3 separate regions of the Homo sapiens genome follow, and all the other regions are linked to region 1. Evidence: chromatin loops called from intact Hi-C (ENCODE). Cell type or tissue: CD14-positive monocyte. All regions are shown on one strand.

Evidence for each region. Peaks named below come from ENCODE experiments on the same cell type or tissue, not always from the same donor. Only the 100,000 strongest peaks of a DNase experiment are listed, where the experiment ranks them.
Region 2: a loop joins it to region 1, with 2.4 times the contacts of the local background. A loop is called at or near these places in 73 of 110 quality-filtered maps.
Region 3: a loop joins it to region 1, with 19 times the contacts of the local background. A loop is called at or near these places in 8 of 110 quality-filtered maps.

Annotation. Positions count from the first base shown.
Region 1 is chr16:46,550,196-46,558,195 of GRCh38, forward strand. It overlaps the pseudogene ANKRD26P1 and the pseudogene RNU6-845P. Among named protein-coding and RNA genes, the nearest start is that of SHCBP1, 67 kb to the right of the region's middle. In CD14-positive monocyte, a CTCF peak has its summit at 4,319 (motif pointing right); a DNase peak (open chromatin) is centred at 4,366; H3K27me3 peaks cover 843 bases.
Region 2 is chr16:46,604,637-46,612,636 of GRCh38, forward strand. It overlaps SHCBP1 (SHC binding and spindle associated 1), which reads right to left. Exons shown (of 13, transcript NM_024745.5): 5 at 3,661-3,753. Among named protein-coding and RNA genes, the nearest start is that of SHCBP1, 13 kb to the right of the region's middle. RefSeq lists an enhancer at 7,450-7,549. In CD14-positive monocyte, a CTCF peak has its summit at 3,104 (motif pointing left); no DNase peak of the experiment used is centred here; H3K27ac peaks cover 1,906 bases.
Region 3 is chr16:46,616,643-46,624,642 of GRCh38, forward strand. It overlaps SHCBP1 (SHC binding and spindle associated 1), which reads right to left and starts at 4,737. Exons shown (of 13, transcript NM_024745.5): 1 at 4,615-4,737; 2 at 1,563-1,730; 3 at 992-1,107. The coding sequence starts at 4,717. It also overlaps the pseudogene RAB43P1. RefSeq lists enhancers at 3,880-4,468, 4,469-5,055. In CD14-positive monocyte, no CTCF peak of the experiment used is centred here; DNase peaks (open chromatin) are centred at 4,199 and 4,769; H3K4me3 peaks cover 2,557 bases; H3K27ac peaks cover 3,529 bases.

The sequences.
Region 1 (8,000 bases):
CAGTGTTATCACTGAACCACCCACCAAAGCAACTCTGCTTCCTATTGTTTTAGTCACTGTTAGTTAGGTCCTTTAGTATTTGCAGCCCAAAGCACTCTACCTGGTAAATTTCCCATAGCCTGCAGGATAAGATCTACTCAGTTTAATACTATAAAGTATTAAAAAGTCTATCATGAGCTTGCCTTACCTAGGTTTTTCCCTATTCCCAACCACTCCCATCTCAGTTTCTGCAACAGCAAAATAGAACTGCTCATAAACCCTGCAAAGTTCACTCAAGCATCTTACCTTTTGCACCTGCTGCTCCTTCTCCCAAGCACGCCATCTTGTTAGATGTTCCTTCTGCCAAACATGAAAACTTGTCAGATGTTCCTTCTGCCCACATCATCCTTCTGCCTCTTTACCTAGAAAAGTTCTACCCCTTCTGCATGCTTACCTGAAATCCTACCCACTTTTTAACAGCTTTCATTCCTCACCACATTCTTCAAGTGTCTGGCACATATTTAACATAATAAGTGATCATTATACACTTCCAGACGGCATCCAGCACATAGTAGTAGGCACTGAATGAAGTAGCAAATAATATAAATGAAAATGATCATAACAAACTCCTGACTGTTTTGTTTTTGTTTTGTTTTTTGAGATGGTCTTGCTCCATTGCCCAGGCTGGAATGCAGCCTCCCAAGTAGCTGGGACTACAGGTGCATGCCACCACGCCCAGCTAACTTTTTCATTTTTTTATTTTTATTTTTAGTAGAGTTGTGGTCTCACTGTGTTACCCAAGCTGGCCTCAAATTCCTAGGCTCAAGCAATTATTTTGCCTCAGCCTTCCAAAGTGCTGGGATTATAGGTATGAGTGACCGTGCCCAGCCCTGACTGTATTTTTTTTTTTTTTTTTGAGACAGAGTCTCTCTGTTGCCCAGGCTGGAATGCAGTGGGGCGATCTCGGCTCACTGCAACCTCCATCTCCTGGGTTCAAGCAATTCTCCTGCCTCAACCTCCCAAGTAGCTGGGATTACAGGCGTGTACCACCACACCTGGCTAATTTTTGTATTTTTAGTAGAGACAGGGTTTCACCATGTTGGTCAGGCTGGTCTCCAACTCCTGACCTCAGGTGATCCGCCAGCCTCAGCCTCCCAAAGTGCTGGGATTACAGGCCTGAGCCACCACACCCAGCCCCTGACTGTATTTTTAAATGTTTGTATTCTGTAACATGAAAACAAAAGAAGCTTACTCCCTAAAACACTCTTGATAGTTTATTCATTAAATGGACAAGTGTATAAATGAATAAAAATATTTTATTTGAAAATTATTGGCCAGGTGCGGTGGCTCACACCTGTAATCCCAGCCCTTTGGGAGACCGAGGCGGGTGAATCACCTGAGGTCAGGAGTTCGAGACGTCTGGCCAACATGGTGAAACCCAATCTCTACTAGAAATACAAAAAAAATTAGCCGGGCATGGTGGTGGGTGCCTATAATCCCAGCTACTCAGGAGGCTGAGGCAGGGAGAATTGCTTGAATCCAGAAGGCAGAGGTTGCAGTGAACCAAGATGGCATCTAGCCTGGGTGACAGCGCAAGACTCCGTCTCAAAAAAAAAAAAAAAAGAATCTTGAAAAAACACACAGATATGAAATAAGGACAGCTGTAGTCTATTATGAGCACCTTAAAGACCAAGACTACGTGTTTCTCACCTGTAGCTTGCAAAATCTAACTTGTAAAAGTTCTTCGATTAGACCGGGCGCGGTGGCTCACACCTGTAATCTCAGCACTTTGGGAGGCCGAGGTGGGCGGATCACGAGGTCAGGAGATCGAGACCATTCTGGCCAACACAGTGAAACCCCATCTCTACTAAAAATACAAAAAAATTAGCCGGGCGTCGTGGCAGGCGCCTGTAGTCCCAGCTACTCGGGAGGCAGAGGCAGGAGAATGGCGTGAACGCCGGAGGCACAGCTTGCAGTGAGCTGAGATCGCGCCACTGCACTCCAGCCTGGGCAACAGAGCGAGACTCCGTCTCAAAAAAAAAAAAAAAAAAAAAGTTCTTCGATTAATATGTACTAAACTAAAAGTGTCCTCATACAGTTCAGACTGTACAATGTATTTGGTGTCACATCTAGGTAGCATAGTAGCATTTTTGTTATTGCGAAGCACTTTTATACTTTTATTATAATTTGTTGAGCCTAGAGTTGAACTATTTCTGGTATTCGTTACAATAACCTTTTGGCTACTGGTAAAAGTGTTTTGTTCTAACAAAATTACTGTTATCATGACAATTAACTAGTGAAGAGAAGAACTTATCTTGTTCTAATGAAGTAAATGTATCTCATTCAATTTCAAATTAGGAAGAATGAAGTCAATAAGTGAGACCTTGTTGGTATAAGAATATGTAACATGACCTGTGCTTTTCAACAAGAAAATGCTTTTCTGACTTCTACACTTGGTATCTTCAAAAAAAATAATTTTCTATTAGTATTAGTGCACACTGGATAAGTTTTACAGTTCTTATTGACATTTGTTTATGGTACCAGAAAGGTATTGTTGAGTTCCCAGTTTTAAAAAGTTACTTTTTTTAGTGACATAAATCACTATGTAATACAGTTGACCTTTGAACAACAGGAGTTTAACCTGCAGCAGTCTAATTATATGCAGATTTTCTTCCACCTCTGCCACCTGAGACAGCAAGACCAATCTCCTTCTTCCTCCTTCTCCTCAGCCTACTCAACTTGGAGACCATGAGGATGACCCACTTCCACTTAATAAATAGTAAATATATTTTTATTCCTTATGATATTCTTAATAGCCATTTTTCTCTAGCTTGCTTTCTTGTAAGAATATAGTATAGTAACACACGTAACATACCAAATGTCTTAACTGTTTATGTTATGAATAAGGCTCCTGGTCAATAGTCATCTAATTCGTAGCTAATTTTGGGGGGAATCAAAAGTTACACACAGGTTTTCAGCTGCACACGGGGTCAGTACTGCTAAATCCTATGTTATTCAAAGGTCAACTGTAATTGACATTTATTTACTAAATAAAAGCCTTTTTTTTTTTTTTTTGAGATGGAGTTTTGCTCTTGTTGCCCAGGCTGGAGTGCAATGGCATGATCTTGGCTCACGGTAAACTCCACCTCCCGGGTTCAAGCGATTCTCCTGCCTCAGCCTCCCGAGTAGCTGGGATTACAGACATGCGCCACCATGCCCAGCTAACTTTGTATTGTTAGCAGAGACAGGGTTTCTCCATGTTGGTCAGGCTGGTCTCGAACTCCCAACCTCAGGTGATCCACCCGCCTCAGCCTCCCAAAGTGCTAGGATTATAGGCATGAGCCACACCGTGCCCGGCAATAAAAACCATTTATTTTAAAAATTAAATAGAAGCTCCAATTTCATAACATATCCAGTTTGTTATAATGAGACTATAAATAAAATATACCACATACTAACTTAAAAATCTTTTTTCTTATTTATACAAAAAAATCATATAAGATTTTAGGGACTACAATTAAAGAAATGATTCCTTTCAGATAATACTGTTTGAGATTATAAATTATCTACACACAACTTTTTAAATCTGAAATCTAACCTACTAAAAAGAAATTTAAAACACACACACATATGTGTATATGTGTGTGTATATATATATATATGTGTGTGTATGTATATGTGCAGTTTACATAGTGAGCTTTTAAACTACTCTTTGGTGATTAAAACTTCCTTGCTCTTATTTGTTAATCTATGGTAACACCACCAAGAGTAATTTACTACCAGAAGTCTTACCTGGATTGCTATTTTGAGGATTTCTAGGTGTCTCATTTTCTTTGTATTCAGACATTACTTGGTGAATGCTGTGTAAAAACGAAATAAGTAAAATTACTATTTTAAAACTGATATAAAAATAATTACCAAAAATGTTAAATTATTAGAGTATTTCAAATGATATCAGTGTTAATTTTAGAATTTTAATTATCCCATACACTTCCCATTTGTAAGCTCTACAAACTTCTCTTTAAGCAAAAATAACATGAAGTACTCATGAACTGAAGGCAGTATAGTTCAGTAAATTAACTTGCATTAGCCTTGTGGGCGGCAAGCCATCCAGGTGCCAAGGCAAGAGACCGAGGGCACAAGCTGTTCCAGTGTAATAAAATATATAAAATAATAGTTATACTAGATACAGATCATAGATATGATTATGTATTAATATCATTCATCATTAGTTTGCAGCAATTACTCTTTATTCCAATATTATAATAATCTTCACTCTAGATAGGAGCTGAGGGAACATAGTGAGAAGTGACCAGAAGACAAGAGTGCGAGCCGTCTGTTATGCCTGGACAGGGCCACCAGAGGGCTCCTTGGTCTAGCTGTAGCGCCAGCATGTGGGAAGACGCCCGTTGACAAGCGGACCGTGGTCTGGCGGTAGCGTCAGTGTTAAGGAAAAACACCCGCTACTTAGCAGACAGGGAAAGGAAGTCTCCCTTTCCCCGGAGGAGTTTAGAGAAGACTCTACTCCTCCACCTCTTGTGGAGGGCCTGACTGATAACCTGCAGTTATCCGGAGGCCTAACCATCTCCCTGTGATGCTGTGCTTCAGTGGTCACGCTCCTAGTCCGCCTTCATGTTCCATCCTGTACACTGGCTCTGCCTTTTAGATAGTAGTAGCAAGTTAGTGAAAGTACTAAAAGTCTCTGATAAGCAGAAATAATGGCATAAGCTGTCTCTCTCCTCTGTCTTTCTGCCTCGGCTGACAGGCAGGGAAGAGCCCCCTGTCCAGTGGACACATGACCCACGTGACCTTACCTATCATTGGAAATGGCTCACACTCCTTACCCTGCCCCTTTGTCTTGTATCCAATAAATATCAGCGCAGCCTGGCATTCTGGGCCACTACCGGTCTCCGCATCTTGGTGGTAGTGGTCCCCCGGGCCCAGCTGTCTTTTATCTGTTTGTCTTGTGTCTTTATTTCTACACTCTCTCGTCTCCGCACACGGGGAGAAAACCCACCGACCCTGTGGGGCTGGACCCTACAAGCCTGACAATAATGGAAAGTGTCTTAACTCAGAATAAGCCCTAGCTCCATAACCAAAAGCTACTAGTTCTTGGATGAGTTGCTTTTGTTAGGTTCAATGTCTTCTTCTAAAAAGTGAGAATTTTACTGTCTTGTTTTACTAGGTTGTTATAAAAACTTGAGATAACGTATTTTGAATGTTCAGAAAAATAGCGAAGCAATGAAATAATTTGTTCTTGAACTTTATTGGTGAAACTATCTTGGAACTGCAAATAATATCCAATGCGTATTTTTTGTAGGTTCTAATATTGAAATGTTGTGGTACTTGGGAAATATTATTAAGTCCTAATTTTGTTTATTAGGTGTTCTACTCTTTGTGGCTTCTAATTTAGGGCATCTCATATATTTCATAGTTTGTAACTACATTTATTTATAAACCTATTATCTCATTAAATTAGATAACATTAATTGTCTACTGTTACTGAGCTCATCGATCATACCAAAGGCAAAAAACTAATAGATATTAAGACCTGCCTTGGACTACTATTCCTTCTTTACAGACTCAAACTCTGAACCAGTAGATCTTTGTTAGAATGATGCTTAATCTCCATGTTCACCTCCAACTGACATAAAAGATAAAACTCTTTTTGTAAGTTCCATGAAGGAGATGCAAGTTGACATTTTTCTCATTTCTGAGACACATACTAACAATATATTTGCACACAACATCCCATGTTTTACTCAGCTCCATTCTCATTCCATAGATCACTGTATGTGAATATTTTTGTAGTGAAAATCACAATTTCAATATTAAGTGCCAACCATTTTGCTTTGACTCATGCTGTTTCCTCGGAGCTAGTCAGAAAATTGTCAAATGACCTCCAGGGACTGCACAAAATATGAACCACTTCATGAATTTGTGTGTCATCCTTATGCAGGAGCAATGCTAATTTTCTCTGTATTATTCCAGTGTTAGGATGTGTGCTGCTGAAGCAAAGACAAAACCTACTTTACACGTGAATACTCATGAGTCATGGATGAGACTTAGCTCTGATAAACCCAATAAACCTACTTTGTTGTTGAATGGCTTCCTGTGAGGTAGAATATGAAAATATTTTTAAAACTTGAGGTAGAAATGCAAGTCGTTAGGCCAGGCATGGTGGCTCATGCCTGTAATCCCAGCACTTTGGGAGGCTGAGGCAGGCGGATCACCTGGGGTCAGGAGTTCAAGACCAGCCCGGCAAACATGGTGAAACATCGTCTCTACTAAAAATACAAAAATTACCCAGGTGTGGTGGCGCATGCCCGTAATCCCAGCTACTTGGGAGGCTGAGGTGGGATAATTGCTTGAACCCAGGAGGCGGAGGTTGCAGTGAGCCGAAATCACACTATTGCACTCCAGCCTGGGCAACAGAGCAAGACTCCATCTCAAAAAAAAAAAAAAAAAGAAAAAGAAAAGAAAAGAAATGCAAGTAACTTGGGAGATTTTCATTATTATGGAAAACAGATTGCTTGAGGATAAAACCACATATTGAAAAAAAAAAAAAAAAGAAAGAAAAAGAAAACACACAAATTGGCACCCACTGCTCTAGGGAAGGATAATATAGAACCTTCCACTCCCTAAGAAAATGTGCTAAACAGCTGTAAAGGCGCCTCAGAGTACAGATCTGGTAACAATGGAGTAAGAAAACACTGATCTCTTTCTGCAACATTATTTAACCTCTTTGACAGTTTAGAACAATCTCAACTACTATTTGACAGAAAAAAGACAAACAAGGGCCTCAAAGGATAACTTACCACGAATGCCTCAGCTAAGTCTAAGCTAAGATGTGGGCTCCACAGAAGGTTTCGAGTGTGGGGGAAGGTTGGTCAATTTTCTTTTTTTTTTTTTTTTTTTGAGACGGAGTCTCGCTGTCACCCAGGCTGGAGTGCAGTGGCGCGATCTCGGCTCACTGCAGGCTCCGCCCCCTGGGTTCACGCCATTCTCCTGCCTCACTCTCCTGAGTAGCTGGGACTACAGGCGCCCGCTACCTCGCCCGGCTAATTTTTTGTATTTTTAGTAGAGACGGGGTTTCACCGTGTTAGCCAGGATGGTCTCGATCTCCTGCCCTCGTGATCCGCCCGCCTCGGCCTCCCAAAGTGCTGGGATTACAGGCGTGAGCCACCGCGCCTGGCTAAGGTTGGTCAATTTTCTCACTATGTGTGTGGCTAAAGCTAGGATGCCCAGCTGTCAGAGCAGGATGCTAGTGCTTTGGGAACAATGGCTGAGCATATATGTATGTGAACTAAAAAAAGTTATAGCTATGAAGTCTATGTATGAATCACCATGAAAACTGAGGGCTCTGAATTAGTAAGCGAATCCTGGTGGGAAAAGTCAAGCATTAACAGACTGCAGAACCACTTTTAACGGCAATAATGCAGGAAAAGAATCAAAGGAAACAACAGAATGATTAGAATGTCCTTTTCTTCCCTTCCTTCTGACCGGTAAAAGATTGTCATTTTTATCCTTCTTGGACTTAGGAAACCCCTTAGGTTCTTGAAAAATTGAAAGAGGAGGGTATAGGAGATAGCCCTCAAAAGACCATACAAGATTTTCTGCTAAACTGAACATTTCAAGACCCAAATAATTAATTAGAGAAATCAGAGATGTGGCACTATTTTTATCCTACGCATGTGGCTATACTTGGAGTAAAAGGGACAATGTTGGGATCTCTAAGGTAAAGATCTCAAAAGTCCTGAGATAAAGAATTCTGCACCCATTGATACTTCTAACCAGTCCAGCCTTTTGCCTGATTTCTGGCTGATAAAGTGGACTAACTCACTGTCACTCCAAAACGACCTGAATTAAACTATAAAATCTCACCTGATGTATAGGATGCAATAGCTATAATTATTTTAAGCCTCAATTTAGTGTAAACTAGCCTTCTAATATAAAAACTTGCCTAGTAAAAGGACTAAAAATGGCATAATCTTCTGCAGCCCATCTAGACATATCTTGGG
Region 2 (8,000 bases), 54 kb after region 1:
GAAAATTTAAAGCACCACTTCCTTAAGGTCACTAATTTTTCTGCTCTTGAGGAGTTTTTACTTTCTTTCTTGGATCCAAGCATTTGTGCTTTAGAAACACTGAAAGTTCAGGTTACACAATTTTATTATTTAATAAGAAATTATTTTCTTCTCATATATTAGATTCAAAAGCTTAATAAGAAGGTGGCAGGGGGCAATTTGGGAGTAGGGGTAGGGAGAGCAGTTTCTCAAATTGTTTCACAACAATGTTTAAGATTACTATATTTTTCATGGATCTGAATACGACTTTAAAAATTTTTTTAAGGTTATCATATTTATAGGATCAAAAAGTAGAAATGACTCAAACAATCTAGTCCCTCCTTCCATTTAAAGCACTATGGCACAAAATTATGCTGAATATTCCCTAAGGAAGATTATTAAAGAATTTCAAAAAATAAGCCCTTGAGATTCCGAGGGGGAAAAAAAGGTGCCATTACTAATCTAGAGAGTGACTGAAACAAAATGACCTTGTACTGGACAACCATACTGGCACTTCAAATGTATTAATTTATAAACTTTCTCAAATATAAAAACAGAATACAGAGTATTTCTAGATGCAATAAAATAATTTGTAAATGCACAATCAAGTTAACAGATATAAAATTAATGGGTTTAAAAATAAAGTAAAATAGGCCAGGCACAGTGGCTCACACCTGTAATCCCAGCACTTTGGGAGGCCAAGGCAGGCAGATCACTTGAGCCCAGGAGTTTGAGGCCAGCCTGGGCAACATGGCAAAACCCTGTCACTACAAAAATACAAAAATGAGCCTGGTGTGATGGCATGCACTTGTAGTCTCAGCTACTTGGGAGGCTGAGGTGGGAGGATGGCTTGAGCCCCAGGGGTCAAGGCTGCTGTGAGATCTAATTATGCCACTGTACTCCGTACTCCAGCCTGGGCAACAGAGCAAGACCCTGTCTCAAAAAACAAACAAACAAACAAACAGATGCTCAGGGCCCCATCCAGACCAATTAAATGGGTCTCTGGACATACAAGGGTATTTTTTTAAGTTCCCTGGGGATGCTAATGTGTAGCCAAGAGTGAGAACGATTGCCTTAAATGATGTTGTTTTTTTTTAATTTAGTCATGCTCTAAATAAGATAGGGAAAAACAAATGCAAGATAGAACCATATCTTAAACAAATTTACATCAGACTATGAACACTTAAACATTTTGAATGAATAAAAAAGAAACTTTTCCCGCTTTTCAAGTAAGTGAATTAGGTGAAGCTTGAAAAGCAAGGATTTTGTCTACTTTGGTTAATCCGAAAGAAACTGAGTGAACAGCTGTGAAAAAAAAAGGGAAAAACAAAAAAATTTAAAAATTTTAAAAATAAAAAAAAGAAATTGAGGATGAAACCATGTTCTACTAAGTTGTGAAGATTAAGACTCAAATTTTAAAATAAGTCTCTTAGCACTTCCAGTATCCATGCCCGTTAGCTTATTTCTTTTCATTTCTTTTCATTATATTGATACTTCATAGTCTAAAAGCAATGAAGTAACATTTGTGTCACAGATCCCGAAGTTCTGAAGCAGTGTTGGTTTTTTTCAGACCTCCTTTAGTCACATATAAGCAGTGTGTTTTGAAGCAGAAAGGAAAAATTTACTGCACAGTACAAAATCCAGACACTCTGGTTTGATCTTGCCTGTTGATAGCCCCACTCCTATCTTAGCCCAGAGACCTTTTTTAAGTCTGCCTACATTTGATAACATTCCAGTCTCTCCATCAAGTACCACCGTGTCTTCTGCAAAACTACACACGATTCCTCCCTTATGCCATCCCATCTGCCAGTGATGTACAAGCTATGCATGTAAGTCATTGCTTGTCGTTAGCACATGCAAGGCTATCAAATCAGAATACAATTTTTTTCCAAGTAAAGATTGAATTTGTCCGATATACGTTATGTTCCCTTATCATATTTCATGTCAATCAAAATCAATCATTTCTTTTTAAGAGCAAAGGTATCAAACCTAGAAAATACTCAAGCTTATTGAAATTTTGGGATTTTATTGAATATGCTATGGAAAAATAGGAAATGCACAATGGAAAAACTGGAAAGCCTAAATAGAAATCATAGCCCATTTACGAAGAGCTAAAATCACACATACATAATTCTAAACCAGGTAGAACTATTAATCAGACTTTCAAACTTTTTTTTTTTTTTTGAGACAAAGTCTTGCTCTGTCACCTAGGCTGGAGTGCAGTGGTTCAATCACAGCTCATTGCAGCTTCAAACTCCTGGACTCAAGCAATCTTCCTGCCTCAGCCTCCCCAGCAGCTGGGACTAGAGGCATGCCCTAACACACCCAGCTAATTTTTTTTTTTAGGTTTCGTAGAGGTGGGGTCTCACTATGTTGCCCAGGCTGGTCTCAAACTCCTAAGGTCAAGAGGTCTTCCCGGGCTGGGCACGGTGGCGCAGTCCTGTAATCCCAGCACTTTGGGAGGCGGAGGCAGGCAAATCACTTGAGGTCAGGAGTTCGAGACCAGCCTGGCCAACATGGTGAAACCCTGTCTCTACTAAAAATACAAAAATTAGCTCGGTGTGGTGGCATGCACCTGTATTCACAGCTAGTCAGGAGGCTGAGGTGGGAGGGACACTTGAGCCCAGGAGATTGAGGCTGCAGTGAGTGACATCACACTGCTGCACTCCAGCCTGGGCAACAGAGTGAGAGCTTGTCTCAAAAAAGTTGTCTTCCTCCTTCAGCCTCCCAAATTACTGGGATTACAGGTGTGAGTCACCATGCCGGGCCTCACACATTTTTTATTTTATTATTATTTACTATTTAAGCCAAGAGAAACTCACTAAATCGACTTGAGTTCCACAAAAATGTAAAGGCTTACTGCCTTATCTTCTCATCTCATCTTTCACACAGGGGAAAAAAATCATCTTTCAAACGGGGGGAAAAAAATCATCTTTCACCCAGGGAAAAAATTACCTTCTACAATTATTTTTTTGGAGTGCAATTTATAATTTTATTATTATTGCAGCATTGCCTATGAAGTTACTGCTTATGAATACAAGAAAAAATTACTGGTCTTAAAGCACCATCTAGTGGGGAGATAAATGCCACATTTAATAAGGTCATTAAGATTTAAGGCAGGAGGCTGACAAAATATCCTAAGGTAGATCTGCTAGTTCAGCCTGCTGTGTTTCACTGCAGAAACTTAGAGTAAAGCCATATACCTTTAAAGTATTCTTTACAAAATTAAAGCCAAAAAGTCTTCTATAATTCAAATAATGTCACTGTTTTTCAAACAATCGAATTTAACAAAGGGCTTCTTAACCCACTAGTTCAATGTTCAATTGAATTTTATTCAAATTAACAAAACAGTGAGCTACTAATTTAGATGTTCTTGAACTTCCTGCTTTTAGACTCAATTTATAAACACTAAAAGCAAGTTTCTCTGCACTTGTACAAGTTTCATTTAATGACTTGTCAAGGGGTGGTACAATTTGTACATCAGTTTATTTCTGTCTATGAGATCCTGGAAAGAAAATCAGAGAGAGAGAGTGAGTGAGTGAGTGTGGGTGTGTGTGTGTGTGTGTATCTCACACAGGCAAAATTAAACCATGGGTAACTATTTTTCCAACATGTACAACAAGGTCAGCAATAAATACTTACAATCTTAATCGAGGTTCAACACATCTGACAAAATAATCGTATTCATCCTCCTCTTCTTCATCCCAACTCCTCCAAATGTTTTGGTAGAAAAATCTGAAATGGAACTTAGTATCATTCAAATTCTATCACTGGCTCAAAACATTAGGATTTTGGAGGGGTGAGAGCTAAAGAGTAAATCAAAACAATTCTCATATCTTAGAGAATGCTGCATATTTGCTATGGTTGATAGTCATGAGTCACACAACATAGAGACCTTTTTTGGATCAGCTAAAGAAGAGAAGTTTCTCCACACTGGTTTTGTTAGGACTTTTTTTTTTTTTTTTTTGAGACACAGTCTCACTCTGTCTCTGGGGCTGGAGTGCAATGGCGTGATCTTGGCTCACTGCAACCTCCGCCTCCTGGGTTCAAGTGATTCTCCTGCCTCAGCCTCCCGAGTAGCTGAGATGGCACCCACCACCACACCCAGCTAATTTTTTGTATTTTTAGTAGAGATGGGGATTCACCATGTTGGCCAGGCTGGTCTCAAACTCCTGACCTCATGATTCACCCGCCTCGGACTCCCAAAGTGCTGGGATTACAGGCATGAGCCACCGCGCCCAGCCAGGACTTTCTTTTTATTGGAAGAATTATTTATTGACCACCAGTACCTGGCTGGATGGTAGTGCCATTTGTTGAGACAAAAAACACTGAGAGAGAAACAGGTTTGGGATTGAAAATAACAGAGGAATATACAGCCCAAAGCTCCAGGGAAAGGTCAGGGCTGGAAACATAAACCTGGTAGCTATCAACACATTGATGGTGTTAAAGCAATGTATAAGATCACGTAAGGACATAATCATAAGGCAGTGGTTCTCAACCCTCATTGTACATTGGAGTTCCCTGGGACACTTTTAAAAATTGATTCCCCTGCAATTCCAGCTACTCAAGAAGCCAAGGCACAAGAATCGCTTGAACTGGGAGGCCGGGGCTGCAGTGAAGCGAGATCGCACCACTGCACTCCAGCCTGGGCAACACAGTGAGATTCTTTCTCAAAATAAATAAATTTAAAAACAAGAACAATTAGTTCCCTCTCCCAGACCAAGCAATCAGAATCTGGTGGGGTGGGGAAGGTGCAAGGGAATCATCAGCATCCACACTTTTCTTTTCTTTTTTTTTTTTTTTTTTTTTTTTTTGAGATGGAGTCTCGCTCTTGTGGCCCAGGCTGGAGTGCAGTGGCGCCATCTTGGCTCACTGCAACCTCTGCCTCCTGGGTTCGAGCAATTCTCCTGCCTCAGCCTCCTGAGCAGCTGGGATTACAGGCAACCGCCACCACGCCTGGCTTATTTTTGTACTTTTAGTAGAGAGGCATTTTGCCATGTTGGCCAGGCTGGTCTTGAACTCCTGACCTTAGGTGATCCCCCCTGCCTCGGTCTCCCAAAGTGCTGGGATTACAGGCATGAGCCACCGTGCCCAGTTGTATCCATATTTTTTTAAAGCTCTCCAAGTGATTTAACAAATTTATTATGGAAAATCCTAAACATATACAACAACAGAGAAAATAGTATGATGAATACCATGTATCATGAGGCAGCTTCAACAATTACCAACTCACAGTCTTATTTCATCTCTGCCTCACCCAGGCACCCTCTGCTCTCCTCCCCCACCATCTTGATATTGGATTTTTTTTTTTTTCAGATGGAGTTTTGCTCTTGTTGCCCAGGCTGGAGTGCAACGGTGCGATCTCGTCTCACTGGAACCTCCAGCTCCTGGGTTCAAGTAATTCTCCTGCCTCAGCCTCCCTAGTAGCTCAGATTACAGGCACCCGCCACCACGCCCAGCTAATTTTTTGTATTTTTCGTAGAGATAGGGTTTCACTATGTTGGCCAGGCTGGTCTCAAACTGACCTCAGGCAACCCACCCACTTCAGTCTCCCAAATATACTGGATTATTTTGAACCAATCTCACACACATCAAATCATTCACAAATTTTTAGTATGTATCTCTAAAATAAATCTTTATACCAAAAGTTTTAATTCCTTAATATTACCAAATATCCAGTGTTCAAATTCCCCTAATTGTCTCCTGCTGCTCTTTCACAGTTGACTTGTTCCAATCAGGCACCAAATGAGGGTCCGCTTCTGCCCTTTGACTGACACATTTCTTAAATCGCTGTTAGCCTACACATTACCTCTCCCTCTTTTTTCCCTTGCAATTTATTGACTAATTTCCCCCACTCTAAATTTTGGTGATTACATCCCCATGGGGTCAATTTTTTTTTTTTTTTTTTTTTTTTTTTTTGAGACAGTGTGGTGCTCTGTTGCCCAGGATGGAGTGCAGTAGTAGCATGACCTCGGCTCACTGCAGCCTCCGCCTCCTGGGTTCAAGCGATTCTCCTGCCTCAGCCTCCCGAGTAGCTGGGATTACAGGCACGCGCTACCACGCCCTGCTATTTTTTGTATTTTCAGTAGAGATGGGGTTTCGCCATGTTGTCTAGGCTGGTCTCGAACTCCTGGGCTAAAATGATCCGCCCACCTTGGCCTCCCAGAGTGCTACAATTACAGGTGCACCCAGTCCCCATGGGTCATTTAACATGTACTTTATGTTATTTCTAGTAAACTGACAGTAAGATCTACAGACCTGCAGGCCTTCAGGAAGGATTTTTTGCAAGAATACTTCAAGGGAGGTGTAATGTACTTCAGTCAAGAAGCAGGAAGAGCAGAGCCTCATTCCTGGCCAAAGCCACTGTCTGTGTGGAGTATGTACATTTTTCCCATGTCCGCATGGGTTTTCTCCAGGTACTCTGATTTCCTCCCACATCCCAAAGATGCGCACATGAGGTGAATTCTGTGTCTACCTTGTCCCAGTCTGAGTGTGGGTGTGTGAGTGCACTCTGTGATGAAATGGGCTCCTGTCCACAGCTGGTTCCTGCCTTGCACCCTGAACTACGGGAATAGGCTTTGGCCACCTGCAACCCTGAACTGGAATAAGCAGGTTGGAAAGTGAATGAATACAAATTACTGTCAAACAAAAATTCATAAAGTATACAATAATCATACAAATGCACAACAATGAATGCTGTGGCATGAAATCGCTCAGTGAGCCCACTATGTTTGTCATTGTTTTGAAGTGGGTGATGGCAGGAGGTGCTCCTTATAATTTCCGCTTTGCAAACATTTATTCCTTGATTTACTCGTCACCACAATGACCACTGTCACTCACTGTTTCACCAAAAATTGGAAATTGGGTCAATAATTATCTTGTTTGCATTAATATTTCTTAATGTATATATAGTTCACATTTATTTCAATGTTTAAGATTAGAATTGTTTGGGGTCTTTATTTAGAAGTTTGATGATGTTTTCATGACCAGAAATATGCTGTAGAAACTTTAACTTTTGTTTATATCAGTCAGCCTATGGTAAAATTGGTTTCATTAACATCACAGTTTCTAAGAACCTACCAACAACAGTAACTGAGGACTTTATTACAATGCCTGGCCATGTCTTTTTGTGAGGTTCAGATTGATCAACAGATACAGGTTGTCAACCTGATCCACCCTCTATAAAGTTCTCTTTCCCTAATGGTTGCAGCAGTCATCGATGTTCACTGTCTAGAACCTTTATTTCATTAGTGGTTACAAAATACTGATATTCTATCACTTTCTTCATGTATTGGTTGGAATACTTTTATAAAGAAATTCCTCAGGTGATTCCAAAGTGGTTCCAAGGTTGATTAGGGAAAAAACAGTAGATGGCCTAGGACTGATCCCTGGGTAACTCTGACATTCTAAAGTTTGAGCATGAGAGGAAAAGCTGGCCAAGATGACTGAGAAAGCAAGCCAGTAAGACACCAGCTGAACAGTGGTGTCCCAGAAGCTGAGAGGAGAGGGTGTGAAGAAGATGGGAATGATCAAATACCTAGAATGTCAAGACGTTAAGCAAGATGAGATCAGAGGCAGGATGAGATCAGTGAAACGTTGACTGAATACAAGAACATGGAAGTCTTTGAGCATAATTTCAGAGATGAGGTCAGGGTAGAAGAGTTACTGAGACACCAGGAAGTATAGACTGTGATTATATATAACTCTTTCAAGAAGTTCTGCTGTGAAAAGGAAGCACTGAAAATGAAACCAGCCATCTCCTAATTATTGTAGATTGGGCTGTTAGTCCCTTCACCCTCTAGTGGAGTCTTTTGTTGTTGTTGTTGTTGTTGTTGTAATGAACTTAAGCATGCCTCTACTCGATTGAAAAAACCTCTGCTGGCTCCCTTTTAGCCCTCAAAAAGAAGTCCTGAACGTGGTACTATAAATAGATTCATAATCTGGCCCTATTGCGCCTCTCCTGCCTCAGAGCCGTTGTACCT
Region 3 (8,000 bases), 66 kb after region 1:
GAAGGACATCTGAAGGAGCTTGGATTTTAAGTGTTTTCTATACAATGAGAAGCCATAAAGCCAACACTAAGCCCTTGGTAAAGACAATATCTTAGGAGTTTTAAGCAGAGAAATGGCATGCTTCTGTTTTAAAACAATGACTTTCATTGTTTTCGGAGAACTGATTGGCGGGGGGGCACTTATCATAACCAAATGAATAGGCCTGAACTTCAACCAAAAAATATTAGCACAATCCAAAATTTTAAAACTCACAAGCAATAGCTGCAATCCACTGCCTTGTACATAATCACTGTAGTATGTGATGCCATTTTCTAAGGGAGCTGCAGCAACAACTTGTATTCACACTCCCTGGTTTGACATTTTAGTTTACTAGGGCTTTTTGTGGTCAGTTAACAAACACTGAGAAAAATTCAAAGCTGTAATTAGAATGCAAATGTAATCTAAAAGGCCTAGTGAGAAGAAGAATAAGACTGTTTTTACATTCTGCAATGGGACACACTGTCAAGAGATTAACCACATATAAACAAATTTGCTAGGCAAAAACTGGGCTAGTTTAAAAATGCCTCTTAGCAGAGGTTGCAGTGAGCCGAGATCGTCCCACTGCACTCCAGCCTGAGCAACACAGTGAGACTTCATCTTAAAAAAAATAAATAAATAAAAATGCCTCTTAGGTTTGAGCTGCTTAACGAATTACAATTAAGAAGTTAAACACTTTTTTGAAACCATTAACTTCATAATTAGGCCTAATTTTTTAAGTGATCTCAAATACCTTCTTTTAATTAATTTGAACCAGTTTAATTCCCTGGTAACAACTCCTCAGTTGCCTTTAAAATTTGCAGAACACTTCCTACAACATGGCAATTAGATGTGAAAAACATGCTATTTGAATCAGCTCATAAACTTTAATTAAAAATAAGCACTTTGGATATAACAGTCTGAAGTAAAGTGCTTAAAGCTAGAGACAAAGGTCTAATAACAAAATTAACCTTACCTCAACCAGCACCTTGAACACATTAGTGTGCCAGACTGCCCGCCATCCAGATGGCTCAAGGACCTTCTCCAAGAACTCAGCTGTGAATTCCTGTACCTCAGAGGCCTTGCAGTCAGCTACAAACAAATTAAACACAGGAAGAATTGAGAATGCATAAAGCAGAGGGAAGTTAATAAATCCACTTTCTCAGAAACAACTGGCAATCTGAGGGACTGAAATAGATAATCTACTTGCAAACTAAAAAGATAAAAGATGCAAAAAACCAGCCAGGCAGTGGCTCATGCCTATAATCCCAGCACTTTGGGAGGCCGAGGCAGGGGGATCACCTGAGGTCGGGAGTTCAAGACCAGCCTGACGAAAATGGAGAAACCCCGTCTCTAGTAAAAACACAAAATTATCTGGTGGTATGGCGCATGCCTGTAATCCCAGCTACTAGGGAGGCTGAGGCAGGAGAATCACCTGAACCTGGGAGGCGGAGGTTGCGGTGAGCCGAGATCGCACCATCGCACTCCAGCCTGGACAACAAGAGCGAAACTCCATCTCAAAAAAAAAAAGCAAAAAACCTACTCACCTAAAATGTAATCTTGATAGGCTCTGAATCGCTCATAGAACAAAAGTTGATTTGTTTGGAAAATTTCTGGGAAAAAGGTTTTTCCTTCTGGCATAAAACTTTGTAAACTAGAACCTGGTTTATCACGGTAGCTACAATCACTGCATGAATCTTCATCTTGGAACAAACCTAAAAAAAAAAAGCAAAAATAAGCAAGCTCCAGTGCCTTATTTGAATGCTTCTATTTTCATATCCTTGCATAGAAATCCCAAACAAAATACAAACAAGAATTTGAATATGAATAGTCTACTTACCTCTACCATTGTGAGAAGAAACTAGTTTTCCAAACTTAAAAATATTTCAAAATCCAAATTCTACTTCAAAACAATAAGCGCTTAAGATCTTTCACAGTTAGATTTTTGTTGTTGTTCTGTGAGGTTTTGGGGAGAAGTAGAAGGCTGTTTTTGTTTTTGTTTTAGAAACGGTCTCACTCTGTCACCTAGGCTGGAGTGCAGTGGTGCGATCATAGCTCACCGCAACCTCAAACTCCTGGACTCAAGCTACCCTCCTGTCTCAGCCTCCTGAGTAACTAGGACTACAGACATGCACCACCACATCCAGCTGGAAGACAGTTGATTTTTAATTCAGTGGAAATCACTCAAGATCTCCTACAAAGCATACAGCCTGTGATTTATACTACAGTTAGCCAGTGATAATAATCAAGTATCTTAGTTATTTATTTTCCAAAGCAATTCCATAAAGCTCCTTTAAGAAAGGGAGCTGACTTCCTCTCAGATGGGTTAAGCCCTCCCTTTATTTCCTACAATATCAGTCTGTCAATCGCCCCTCAATAAACAGGGACGAGAGTCTTAATAATCCATAAGGTTTACTTCAGTAAGGTTATTAGATTCCTCCTCACTAATTTCAATGACTGTGTCTAAGGAAAAGATCAGAAAATGCAAATCACATTAGGTTTGGGCTGTATATAATGTTTCATAAGGTATGATTCAGCCAGTGGCATATCTAATTCTATGTAATGTTTTTAATAAATGAAACAACTACTAAATAAGCAATGCTAAAAAGGGTAGCATTTAGAATGTAGAGTAGTCTCCAGAAGTGGTTTCAGGGAAGGTATCTGAGCTGTTAGCAGATACCTTTTTTCTCCCTCCCCCTTGATTTTCTCCTTCCCTTTCCCCCTTCCTTCCATTTCTTTGTCCCTGTTCAGGCCACCAGAAGTACTTGACCCACAGATGACCAAAGTGTACTCAAGGGTCTACTGCTCACAAACACTGATGCACATGAACCTTAGAAGGCATCAGTACCTTACTGGTTATGTGACAATGCCTCAGCTTCCTCACCTATAAAGGGAAGATAATAGTACATCCACTTCAATTAAGAAGATTAATTGTTAATAATTTACAACAGTGCCTATTACATAATGTATATGTTTGTTAAAGAAATAGTAGTACTTCAGCACCATTCTTTTTTTTTCCAGCACCATTCTTTATAGCTTTATGGAGGTATAATTAACATATAGAAGTTATATACATTTAAAGTGTATAACCTGATGGCCAGGCACGGTGGCTCACACCTGTAATCTCAGCACTTTGGGAGGCCGAGATGGGCGGATCACCTGAGGTTAGGAGCTCGACACCAGCCTGGCCAACAGGGTGAAACCCCGTCTCTACTAAAAATACAAAAATTAGCTGGGTGTGGTGGCGGGCGCCTATAATCCCAGCTACTTGGGAGGCTGAGGCAGGAGAATCATTTGAACCCGGGAGGCAGAGGTTGCAGTGAGCTGACATTGTGTGCCACTGCACTCCAGCCTGGGCAACAGAGTGAGACTCTGCCTCAAAAAAAATAAAATAAAATAAAAAATAAAGTGTGTAACATGATGTTTTGATATACCTATACATTATGAAATGATTACCACAGTAAAGTGAATTAATATTTCCATCACCTCGCATAGTTACCTTTTGTGTGTGTGTGGTGTGAACACTTATGATCTACTCTGTTAGCAAATTTCAAGTACAAAATTTGTGTCGCATTGCACCATCACGTCATTGCCTATTAATACTGTAATAATAATACAGTATTATTAACTATAGTCACCATGCTGTATGTACATCAGATCCCCAGAACTATTCACACTGCATAACTGAAACTTTGGACCCTTTGCCCAGCATCTCCCCATTCCCCCAACCCACTGGCAACTACCACTCTACTCTCTTTCTGAAACTTCCTCTTTTTTAGATTCCCAATATAAGCGATGCCATGCAGTATTTATTTTTGCAGCCACTTTAAAAACTTTATTTCACTTCAACTTCACCACAAGTACAACCATTGGCATAGTCTTCCAGATGGGAAAACTGAAGCCAAGTGACTTTTGCCAGTTGGATAGGTGGGTTAATAGTGGAATTGTCACACTTATGTTTTCTCACTTTGTTGGGACTCTCTGCTACACAATACAACCGAAAGTGTTAACGTAAAAACATGAACCAGCTTAAAATATCAGAAAAAAAAAATAGTAATGAAACTCTATGAGGAGGAAGAAAGGGCAGAGAACTAGAAGACCCCGGTTCTATTTCTGGACTCCGGCCCAAGTTGGCGCTCCTCACTTTGGACACGTCACTACCCTCCGTGCACAGGACAGCCATCTAAGCCAAGGGTTCAAGCTTTTCTCTTCTTCGGAAAAGGGAAGTGTGGTTCGTGATCTCCTTTGAGATGCAGATGAAAAAATGGCCCCTTGAGCAACAGTAAATGCACAGTTCCCGCAAAACCCATCCAGATAGGGAATTCCTGGCCCAATCCAGCTCCCTCCAACCTCGGGGCGGGCGGAGGCCAGAGAGTGCAGGGAGAGTGGGAGATGCGGATAGGGAAGAGAGGGAGTCCCCCACCCCTGGGTACCGCCCGACTTTGAGGTCCCGTCACTGGGTCCCGGCCGCGCACCGCCGTTCCCGCCACCCTGGACAGACGGGTCCGGAAGGCCCGCGACCCAGGCGCCCTCCTAGGGTCCCGACGCCCCAGGCCTCCGCTCAGAGGCGGCTCCTCGGCCCCGGCATGGAGAGCTCACCTTTCTCCAGAGACGCCAGCTCCTGCTCCACCGCCCAGCCCATGCGCTCCGGCGCCATGGCCGCTGCCTCCAGACCGCCGCCCGTCAGCGACCCGTCAGCCATTTCAAATTTCCGCGGACGGCAGCCCAGGCAACGACGTGATGACGCAGGCTCTGCTGATTTGATAGTCGGGCCGAGGCCGTGGACCAATTAGAGTCCGGCCCCGCTCCAGCCCCCACCAACACTGCCCCCTCGCCCCAGGCTGACAGCTGTTCTTGTTCAAGTGCCCGGCCTTTGCTTTTCTGGGATGAACTTGAAGAAAGTCGAATTGGAATATAATTTGGAATGATTTTCGAAAAAAACGAACCAGCAATGCCTGGAAATGAGATATAGTGGAAAAGTCACTGGGTTGAGAGTCAAAAAACATAGTATTTAAACTTACCTGGGCTATTCCTAGTGGTATTGCCTTGGGCAAGTCATTTCACCTCCCACAAGCACAACTTCAACTGAAAAGGATGCTGGCCTACGTGGGCCCAAAACTTTCACCACCAAACACCAGTCTCTCTCTGTCTTTCAATACACACACACACACACACACACACACAGAGAGAGAGAGAGAGAGAGAGAGCATATTTTCAAAGAATGTCAAATTAAATTTAGTAAGTAAATTTGTTAATTTGCATTAATCAAAGACAACTATAATCTCCATCATAATGGCTAACATTTACTGCATATTGTGTGCAAGATACCCTCCTGCATGCGTTACCTGGATTGTTCTGTTTAATCTTCACAATGATCCTATGAGACGGGAGCTATTACTATACCCATTTTACAAATGAGCAAATGGAGTCACTAAGAAGTTAAGTCACTTCTCCAATCTAACCCAGCAAAGCCAGGATGTGAAACCAGCCAGACTCCATGAAGAAGCCTTTTAATGTCTCTGCCAGGCCATCACTACTAGAATGATGAGGTCAGCCCAAGATAGCCCAGGTAACCAGGACACCAAGTGGGATGCGTCCACAGGGGACCAAGAGCCTGGTCATGACAGTTCGTCTGTGCAGTCTTAATGTGGGGAAACATTTCCACTTATTGCTTTGAAGAAACACCTTGGGCTAAAGTCTCTCGGATCCCTTACAGCTGAAATAAAATGGAGCCAGGAGGGGTGACTGGAAAGCTGCACTTAATTGGGCTAACTTTTCCAGGAAGTAAGATTTCTTTGACTTTTGTTTGCAGAATCTGACCTTACATTTATTTGCTCACTGAACAAATACATATTGAGCACCATGAGGTAAAAACACAGAAAACAATAATCAAGACTATCAACAGGCCTTGAGGATGACGCTAGCTTTTTCATTATTCTCTTCTTCAACCTTGCCGCCCACAAACCTCACAAATGGCAGCATTTCTCCTCACCCATTTGCAGCATCACTGGAGACAACACAGTTCTCTTCTCATCCAATTATCAAATATTTCATCAACCATCAAGATATTACTCAAACCAGGCTAGGCATAGTGGCTCATGCCTGTAATCCCACCACTTTAGGAGACCGAGGCAGGCGGATCACTTGAGTCCAAGAGTTTGAGACCAGCCTAGGCAACATGGTGAAACCCCATCTCTACAAAATTTTTTTTTTTTTTTTGTTATAGAAATCTGTTTAATGGTTTAGGAATGTGTACACTCTGGCTCTGCCAAGTTTCCATAAAGGCAACTTTTCCATGTTTTAAAAAATAGATTTGGTATAAAGATTTGTATATTCATAAATAGGTGGCATGAAAAATTACCAAATGCAAATGGAATACTTGCGCTGACTGAAGCCCTGTTCACCCCAAGTCCAGGCCCTGCAGGGGTCCGAGGGTCTCTGCTGGAGGAGGCCCCAACTCCGGCAGCCTCTTAGGGAAGAGAAACTGAATTAAATGTGTATTAGGAACCCCTCCAGCTCCTTAAGCCAGCGTCGCACTGGCCCCACCGAGGCCTCAGCCCACCTCCCTCTGCTTCCCCCCGCCACCTCCACCATTGCCCCCTCCCCTGCACTCTGGCCCCTGACCCCACCTGCTCCCACTCTTTGGCAATTTATCAACAAAGGAAGAGATGACACTGTTCTCCTTCCGCCCCAGAGCCCGGGCTGCCGGGAGAGCTTAGCCTGCCAAGGGGAGGAAACAAGCCGGCTTTGTTTTGTCTCACACACTTCCCCATCTTCTCTCCCAGCCCAGTTTTAAGGGCCGGAAGGGCAGTGGGGCCCCCTCCTGGTGGGATACAGCAGGGCAGGAGCCCCTGCAACCCCAGGTACAGGTCTTGAGTCCCTGGACACCGGCTTTTGTGCCTGAGAGGGGGTGGGAACGCTTCTCTGTAGGAAATGGCTTCAGTCCAGGATCCAGGGGTAGGGGAACCTCGACCATGGGGTGGGTTGCTCCTGCCAGGGGGTACTAGGGGCAAGGCCCCAGGGTGGAGCCAGTTCTGGGAGCTGTGTCCAGCTAGGCATCTGTGACCCCAAATGGCATGAATAAAAGGGCAGGTTGCTAAGAGCCAGGGGAGGGCATGGGGCAGGGAGACCAGGTTGGCCCAGACAGGACAGAGGTGCTCCAGGGACAGGGTGCTGGAGTGAAGCCAGGTGGAGCGGTGGAGCTGTGGAGCCTTTGAAACATCCTGAGGGCCCAGGCCTGCCACAGGGTGACCTGGGCAGAGGAGAAGCCCAGAGGACAGCAAGGTGCCCAAATGAGGTCAGGGCTTCTGGGGTGGAGGGACGGGGGGGCACAGTGGCGGCGGGGGAAGGAACGTTGAGTCCCAGGTGAGCCTGCCTTTCCAGGCCAAGCCCTTGGAGTGAGGGTGCTCCTGCCTGGGGGGCGAGAAGTGGAAGTGGCTCACAGTCCAAGGTGACAAATGAACCCATCACCGGTCAGCTACCATCCCTGTGAAGGAGCCAGGGTGGAAGGCCCTGTCCATGTCCTCCCTCCCTCCCTAAGCCCTGAGGAAGGTAACAGCCCCACCTGTGAGGCCCCAGCCTGGAAGCAGAGTAGGAGAGCCGGGCTTCTTAGAGGTGGGCAGTGGGTGGTGGTGGGCAGTACTGGTAAGTATGCTTGGGTGGCTGGGACTTGCCCTGGAACTGGGGCTGAAATTCAAACGGGGAGGCCCAGGCCTTTGTTCCCAAGACCCTGTGAATGCTCCCTGTTCCCCCAAAAACAGAGGGGCTCTGCAAGGACAGGCTTCATGGGATTTCTCTTTCAGAGTGGGCCTGCAGTGAAAGACCAGCTCAGCCCCTTCTGACCATGTGACCCCAGAAACTTCAGCCCCAGCAGAAAGGTTGTGAGGCTGGAGGAAGGCACTGCCCACGGCACATCCAGTCCCAGCGGGGTCTGGGGGCACCCCTCAGTGCCAGGCACTGTCTGCCCTGCAAGGGGAGCCCAGGCA